Regions from separate parts of the Homo sapiens genome. Here region 1 is linked to region 2. Evidence: read pairs that join two places in POLR2A ChIA-PET (ENCODE). Cell type or tissue: OCI-LY7. All regions are shown on one strand. Each heading gives the region's core, and the rest is flanking DNA. Links, peaks and the distances in the headings are about the cores only. Region 1 has its middle 34 kb from the start of FRZB. Region 2 overlaps NCKAP1 (NCK associated protein 1).

What was found. ChIA-PET counts read pairs that join two places held together with the same protein. Peaks named below come from ENCODE experiments on the same cell type or tissue, not always from the same donor. Only the 100,000 strongest peaks of a DNase experiment are listed, where the experiment ranks them.
Region 1: POLR2A ChIA-PET joins it to region 2 with 5 read pairs; 2 of 35 experiments call an interaction of 5 or more read pairs at or near these places.

What each region holds. Positions count from the first base shown.
Region 1 is chr2:182,898,777-182,903,173 of GRCh38, reverse strand. No RefSeq gene overlaps it. Among named protein-coding and RNA genes, the nearest start is that of FRZB, 34 kb to the right of the region's middle. In OCI-LY7, for the core only: no CTCF peak of the experiment used is centred there; no DNase peak of the experiment used is centred there.
Region 2 is chr2:182,955,175-182,959,571 of GRCh38, reverse strand. NCKAP1 (NCK associated protein 1) reads left to right here. Exons shown (of 31, transcript NM_013436.5): 19 at 1,976-2,115; 20 at 2,979-3,110. Among named protein-coding and RNA genes, the nearest start is that of NCKAP1, 81 kb to the left of the region's middle. In OCI-LY7, for the core only: no CTCF peak of the experiment used is centred there; a DNase peak (open chromatin) is centred at 2,061; H3K27ac peaks cover 677 bases.

The sequences.
Region 1 (4,397 bases), core at 152-4,151, 56 kb after region 2:
AGTCTACAATATTCCAGAATTTACTCATCCCCAATTTTTGCTATATTATCATATAATAATGTGGCATAATAAAATTACATATTTGATATTTGACCCCAGTTCCTGACACAGAGCTCCTAAGTCACTTGGAAGTTCCTGGGTGATGGGGAACATCCTTTGTTCTAATGAGGCGAGACTTGGTGGGCTTCTCCTGCATGTTCACCAGAAACACCAAGCCAAGACTAGAAGCTACAAACTTTCAGCCCCGAGCCTCTGGGGAAGGAAGGAGGGCTCCAGATTGAGTTAATAATCAACCATGCCTACATAAGGAAGCCTTCATAAAAGTCCCTAGGCCGGGCGCGGTGGCTCACGCCTATAATCCCGGCACTTTGGGAGGCCAAGGCAGGCGGATCACTTGAGGTCAGGAGTTCGAGACCAGCCTGGCCAACATGGTGAAACCCTATCTCTACTAAAAATACCAAAAATTAGCTGGAAGTAGTGGTGGGCGCCTGTAATCCCAGCTACTCAGGAAGCTGACTCAGGAGAATCGCTTGAACCCGGGAGGCAGAGGTTGCTGTGCGCCGCTGTACTCCAGTCCTGGTGACAGAGTGAGACTCCATCTCAAAAAAAAAAAAAAAAAAGTCCCCAAAGTATGGGGTTTGGAGAGTTTTCAACTCCACAGCCGTGAGCCAGGAGGGCAGTGCACCCCAACTCCACAGGACAGAAGCTTTTAAAGTATCAGGTTTGGAGAGTTTCCAGCTCACATCCATGAGCCAGGAGTGTGGTGCACCCCAACTTCATGGGACAGAAGTTCCTGAGCTTGCATCCCTTCCAAATCTCTTCCTATGTATAATACTTCTCCACCTGGCTGCCCATCTGTATTCTTTATCATATCCTTTACTATGAAATAAGGCAGTAAATGTGTTCCCCTGAGTTCTGTGAGCATACCAGCCTACTGAATAGATTCAGTTCCCAAGAAGAAAAGTCTCAAAAAAAAAAAAAAAAGAAAAAAACAGGGCAGGCAATCTTTGTAAGATAGTATGGAAGGTTTAATTCACTCCAACATAGAAGGGGCAGAAGATGTGATAATGGTCAGATGGAGAGACCGCTGTCTGCCCCAGCTGAGCCCACTGGCAGAGGGCCATTCTGGGAATGCCTCACGAAGGCTCAGTTCTCAGCAACCTGAATGCTGGAGACCTGCTGTTGGAGCAGGTAGTCTGGAAGGCAAGCCAGTGTGTACGCCTGTGTCTGCCTGTGCGAGTGTGTGTGAGTGTGTGTCTATCTGCATACGACGTGCACCTACACAGCAGCAGGAGGCCCTAGGTGTGCTGCAGAGGCAGGGCCTGTGGGGATTGGAGAGGAGGTGATGCTTTCCTTTTTTGTGTCTAGCTGAGCCTTTCCTTTTAGCTATGGATGCACTTGGCATTTTAAATAATCTTGTAGGTATCTTACTCACCTCAGGCCCAAAATAGTTTAGAACATTTTATATGAAAGACAACATTTAGGCTGGGCGTGGTGGCTCACAACTGTAATCCCAGCATTTTGGGAGGCCAAGGTGGGTGAATCGCCTGAAGTCAGGAGTTTGAGACCAGCCTGTCTTGACTAAAACCCCGTCTCTACTAAAAATAAAAAAATTAGCCGGGTATGATGTGGGAGACTAAGGCAGGAGAATGACTTGAATCCAGGAGGCAGAGGTTGCAGTGAGCTGAGATCACACCACTGCACTCCAGCCTGGGTGACAGAGTGAGATGCCGTCTCAAAAAAAAAAAAAAAAAAAAAAAAAAGAAGAAGAAGAAGAGGAAAGATGACATTTATATACTCCTTAGCACTCAAAAACCAACCTTCACCATCTGCAAAACCCATGGCTTCGACAACTACTGTCCTATTCTGACACCTATTCTGATTTTCTTGATGTTGTCTGACTACTAAAATATCCTTGTATTTTACCTTCCTTGAAAGGGAAAACAAAATGACAGGTATTTCTAAATCTAATAATCTGTAACCTGTCAGTATTTGTTGAAGACCAGCATTTCTACCATGTAGTAAGGACAGCTCCATCCCTGCCGCCTAAATCCTATGTTGGCAGAGCTCATCAGCTCAGTTATTTATACTAGAGCTAAGAAAGACTGATTCATTTAGAACTTGTTAGAAAAAAAGTAGATTGAGGGGACAAATTATTAGGTGGTGTTAGTAAGACAGAAGTAGAGTAATAAACAGTACTGAGGAGGAAAGTCAAGGAGAGAAGGTAGAAGGAAGGGAAGAAAGGAAGGAAGAAGAAAAGATAGGGAAAAGGGAAGAAGGGAGAGAGGTGTGCTGTGTGAGAGACTCTAGGCCCTATTAAGGGTTTATTCAATATTCACTGTAGAAGGAGTAAGACCTGGAAATAGGAGATGCATCACATATCCAGTAACTTTCCTTTTTTTGAGACAGTCTCACTCTGTCGCCTGGGCTGGAGTGCAGTGGCGTGATCTCAGCTCACTGCAACCTCCACCTCCTGGGTTCAAGCAATTCCCCTGCCTCAGCCTCCCGAGTAGCTGGGACTACAGGCACCCGCCACCACACCTGGCTAATTTTTTATATTTTAGTAGAGATGGGGTTTCTCCATGTTGGCCAAGATGGTCTCGATCTCCTGACCTCGTGATCTGCCCGCCTTGGCCTCCCAAAGTGCTGGGATTACAGGCGTGAGCCACCACGCCCAGCCATATACAGTAACTTTCTAGTTATGGCATTGATTCATTGCATTCCAAGTGCCACAGCATGATTCTCATGTGTGTTCTGTTCATTGCTATAAACTCAAGGCCTAGAACAGAGTAAATACTTCGTAAATATTTGTTGAACAAACAAATGTATTACTTTCTCAAAGACAGGTCACCTTATCTCTGTTTTCCATGTTTTAAAACAGATGCGTAACTCTCTTCGTCTGTCATGGTAACATGTGACTGAAGGCCCACAGCAAGGGTAGAGCTGACCTGGCTTTTCAGGAATCTTGTACGGGGGAGGGTAGCTGAAGGCACCTGGAGCATGGCTCACAGCTCTGCCTACCCTTTGCAATTCAGGAGAAGCAAAGAGTGGACAGTCTTGGAGTGAGAATTTTCAATGTAGCTGTGCCAATTCCTCCACACACTCTTTGTAGAAACCAGGATGATGATGGTCTCCTTAGTTATGAAGCATACTATTGGTCAGGCTGTCTCATCCAAAGGCAGAAATGGCCTCATTGAGAGTCACCAGAACTATTACTGTCTGGAAAAGATCTGTAGCTAGTTCCCTAGATTTCCAGTGGAAGATGGGCAACTACTAATTACCCATTTCCTTTGATGAGAAAATATAAGTTATGAGCTCATATAAGAATGGGGCAGATGAGGGAAATATTGTGTTGTGTCTGGCTGGAGCAGAGGCCCTATACATTGGATGCCATGAAACCTGGCATGCTTGGACAGGCAGTGTACACCCATGTGACAAAGAGATGCGGTACTTTTTTTTAGGGTGGGAAGAGATCCTTGCCAGGACAAATAATAATAATAATAGCTAACACTTACCGGGCTTTACTATGTGCCAGGCACTGTTCTAGGCGTTTACATGTATTAACACATTTAATCTTCACAACAACCTCGTGGGGTCTAGTAGCTTTATCACTGTCATTTTATAGGGAAGAAAACTGAGACTGAGAAAGGGTAAGACACTTGCTCAGGTCACACACGGAGCTGGTAGCCTTCTCTAACGATGGGGAAGGGAAATGGAACCAATTTAGTGAGTCCCAGCCTCAGACAAAAAAAAAAGAAAGAAAAACGGAGGTCTAAAGTCCTAGCAGGCATCTGCTTCTTCCAAAAGGAGTCAGAAGCTCACCCCTGGGAGTGTGACTTTGAGCAGTTTGCCAACTCTGTTACCTCCCATGTTGTCTATCCTCATCATTCTTCTCAACTTCCCTGTAAAAATTCTCTTTACCACATTTTAAGTGAAAAAAGCTTGGGTGCTTATTTCTGGGGATAGTGAAGAGAATAGAACTTGGGACCAAGAAATAGGTCAGGGATGATGGTTGTGTCCCTAGGGTCCCACAGAGCACAGGTTTGGGTGCACGTGGAAGTCTTGCAGATAAGCAGATAATTCTGGGAAATGCAGACTATTTAAATTGTGGAACAGACCCTAGTCATTACTGAAGGAGGGTGTGGAACATTCTTTTCTGAAGATGTTCAGATTTTGGAAGCTCCTAGGCTACGTTTCCTAGATGTGTGCTTTTATGTTATCACTAAGAAGAAGGTGTGATTTCCTCTCTTGTGGCCACAGCACCTCCAGGTCTCTGCCCACCCCTGCCACCACTCCCAACCTGGGTAGTTTGGCCTAACAGAAGCAGCTGCTTCCCCTAGACTTGCTTCTGAAGTGTTGCTAAGACTGGGTTTAATGAAAGATAATTTAATTTTTTC
Region 2 (4,397 bases), core at 210-4,209:
TACCTAATTTATTGAGAGTTTTTAGCATAAAGGGCTGTTGAATTTTGTCAAAGGCCTTTTGTGCATCTGTTGAGATAATCATGTGGTTTTTGTCGTTGGTTCTGTTTATATGCTGGATTACATTTATTGATTTGCATATGTTGAACCAGCCTTGCATCCCAGGGATGAAGCCCGGCTTGTGGGAGTCCTTATAGTCATTTGAGAGCTTTCTTGTTATCTGGTGTGACAAGATGTACCAGCCTTTCTAGTAGCTCTGTCTCTTGTGAAGAGTGTTATAGAGATTCAACACTCTGGTCTCTTTAATATTGTTGAAGTTGCAAATGTCCGTAGAAATTTTCATTTTAGGAAGGAACTCCTTTGTCACAATAGAAATGCAATGTAATTTCTTATGCATTTTTTTCCCCAAATACCAATCCCATGGCTTTAGTTACTATCTAGGTATAATGACTAAATAACTTTCCTTGGCCCAGCTCTGTCCAATGGAGATACTATGTAAACCACATATGTAATTTAAAATTTTGTAGTAGCCATACACAAAACTTAGAAAGAAACAGGTAAAGCTAATTTTAAAAACAATGATTCAACCCTATATACCCCAAAATGTTATTATGTCAGCATGTAATCATATGAATGAAATATTGTATAGTTTTTATTATACTAAATCTTTGAAATCTGGTGTTTATCTTATAACACAGCTGAATTTGGACTGGGCACATTTCACATGTGGCTACTGTAATGTACAGTGAAGCTCTCCTTCTACCTAAAATGTTATTTCTTATTTCTCATTTGCCTGCTTTGTTACCTGTCAAGTGAAATCAATTATTTCTGATTTGTACCTGTGTGGTTTTTTTGTTTTAATTATTGGTCTTAACAATGTGTTAGGTAGAAACCTCTGTGTCATACTTGATTCCTGCTTCTCTCACACATCTAAGTTACTGAATCCTTTCAATTTTATCTCAGAAGTCTGTCTCAGATCTGCCCATTAAAATTTTTTTATTACACTTGCCTATTTCATATCCCTTTTTCATGCCTTGTCTGAACTATTTCTAGCAGCTCTGTTACAATTTTCCTTTTTCAGTGTTTTCTTCTGCCAATATCAGAGTTATCCTTAGAAAATTACCTCTTCATGGCCAGGCATGGTGGCTCACGCTTGTAATCCCAGCACTTTGGGAGGCCGAGGCAGGTGGATCTCCTGAGGTCAGGAGTTCGAGACCAGCCTGGCCAACATGGCGAAACCCCATCTCTACTAAAAATATACAAATAAAATTAGCTGGGTGTGGTGGCAGTCGACTGTAGTCCCAGCAGCTCAGGAGGCTGAGGCAGGAGAACCCAGGAGGCAGAGGTTGCAGTGAGCTGAGATTGTGCCATTGCATTCCAGCCTGGGCAACAAGAGTGAAACTCCTTCTCAAAAGAAAAGAAAAGAAAAGAAAATGTCTCCTCATGCTGTGGCTATTTTAAAAAATTGTCGCTGTCTTTTTGCCTGCAGTTTACAATCCAACCTCTAGCTTGGCATTCAAGGCCCTTCCTAATAGTTGAAACCTCTGTACTTTACCTTACACGTTATGCTCCACCACATAGTAGTTCTAACTACAGCTCTGAACCATCATATCTTTACACAGTTTTTTTCCAAAGGCCATTTAATCCTTCCAGTGAAATATTCTTTTTCATTCCTTGCTTGCCTGGTATGTTTTTACTTGTCTTTTTAATAGTAATTTAAATAAGCGTCTATGAATTTACTCTATGACGTGTTTCTTCACACAAGATTTACCCAAGATCTACCCGTTTCTGTTTTCACCAAGCTATGTGCATTACCCAAGCTAGCTAAGTAAGCTCTGTATCTCACTTATATTTCTGTCTTTTAATATTGTTGTGATATTTGCAACACAGCCTGGATTCAGCTACTGTTTGCTTGAATAGTTAGTATGCTTTCAGAGTAATTGGTGTAATGTAAGATTTCATTCTTTTCTAAATTTAGTTGCTACCCAAGCATTGTGCCAAAACTATCAGTCAAGCAGTGAATAAGAAATCAAAAAAGCAGACTGGTAAGAAAGGGGAACCTGAAAGGGAGAAACCAGGTGTTGAGAGCATGAGGAAAAACAGGCTGGTTGTGACCAAGTAAGTATCCACTTATATTATACCTTTTTGCTCCAGGTAAAATATTTATTTCATTTTTTTCTATTGACATTAGTACTGAGGAAATGCTAATAATTGTATATTCTTCATTTTCCAGCCATTTTAAAAAATATTTCTGAGCTTAATTAACCTGTTAGTTGCTTATTTCATCTCAAAATACAGATTTTGGCCTTTAGAAGAAAATATATGTAATAGTTGATATTTGTCTTTTTATACTAAGTACTGAAGGCCAATTATATGTTTAAAAAATTTTGTGTGTTACATTATAAGCAATCTGTAATTTTTAATTTATTTAAAGTTAGATAGTGGAGACTTTATTTTGGCATGTTTTTGATATATTAGAACATACCCAATGTCATTATTATAAAACAGAAATAACAGACCAGGTAGCATTCAGGGATCTTTGCTTGCTTCATTGTTTGGAGGGGAGGTGTAGGTGGGTAATAATTCGGTAAATATTTTTTGTTTAAAGTATAGTTCCTACTTTCTTGCTAAATTGAGCAAGCCATTGCCCTTTTATAGACAACTTTCCTTCTCTCATAACAGAAAGTACTTCAGGAATTGGGCGTGATTATCTTTATGAGTGCAGAATAAGCTCTACCTTTGTATATTAAGTCAGTATATTCATTACTACCTAAAGGTAGAAACAAATGACGCCATCTTTAGAATATTGCTCTTATGTGTTAGTTATAACCTTAAAGATTTTGAACTTTCTCAGTTTAGGAGAATAAAAAGTCGAATTCTCTAAGCATTATCTCCAAATAAGGTTGATATATTTATAAAATTAATTTTGTATTGCCTGTGATGACATGTGAACATTTTAACTGTTTATTAATTTTTTTCAGCCTTGATAAATTGCACACTGCACTTTCTGAGTTATGCTTCTCTATAAATTATGTACCAAACATGGTGGTATGGGAACATACCTTTACCCCACGAGAATATTTGACTTCTCATCTGGAAATACGCTTTACCAAGTAAGAAAGAATATTGACTGTTTTTGTTTGTTGACTCAGTAATGAGTTTGTTATTTAATTATACAGTGTTTTATAAGGAAAAGCATTAGTAGAACTGGATTAGTGTTAAGAATAATGAACCGGGCCGGGCGTGGTGGCTCACGCCTATAATCCCAGCACTTTGGGAGGCCGAGGTGGGCAGATCACGAGGTCAGGAGATCGAGACCATCCTGGCTAACACAGTGAAACCCCGTCTCTACTAAAAATACAAAAAATTAGCTGGGCGTGGTGGTGGGCACCTGTAGTCCCAGCTACTCGGGAGGCTGAGGCAAGATAATGGCGTGAACCCGGGAGACACACTTGCAGTGAGCCAAGATCATGCCACTGCACTCCAGCCTGGGTGACAGAACAAGACTCTGTCTCAAGAATAATGAACTGGGAAATGCAAAGAATAGTGAACTGAAAATTACTGAAGATACCCAGATTCTTTTCTCATACCTATTAGTATTAACTAGTAACACCAGGCAAACCAGTTAATATCTCTGAGTCATAGCTTCCTTATATACAAAGTGAGAATATTGGAGCAAATCAATGTATTTCATCTTGCAGGTGGCAACCCAGTAGGTTCATGAAATCAGTTTATTAGGTTGTAGTCAAAGTTTAGAGAAAAGTGGGAGGGAAAGAAAGGACAAGAGGAAGAAAAAATAGGAAAAAAAACCCAGTACACTGTGTGCATTAAATATATATATTGCTTCGTGAAATGTTTCAGTTACATGTATGCATGTGTATTGACTTGCAGTGTTAAGATGCGTGTCATGCAGTAGGTCACAGTAAAATGTTTGAAGACCTGAGGACTAGATGAACCCTTACATGTTTTCTGAATTCACATGTTGCTGTTAAATAAGCCAATAGAATTCTAGATTCTTGAATTCTCAATTCTAATTAGAATTTCCTGTTATATATGAATATATATTTTATGTATGTATATGAAATAGTGCATTGATAAGTCAGAAACCTTTCAACTTTATATATATTGTTTTAACCTTTTTCTGAAGTTACATCCTTATTTATTAATATTTATTCATGAAAATTTTTATTTATTTGACAATTTTTTTCTTCAAAGCCTTGAAGCAATTTATAAAACAAAATTTTGCCAAAAGGTTTTCAAAGTTTCTGTAGTCATTAACAGGTGGTGTTTGTATTTGCACTATATGCTTAACAATGTGTTAAGTACTCTAGGTAATAATGAGATAAAGATAGAACTGTAGCTGGTGAGATGACTAAAAGAATTAGAGAACAGAATATGAC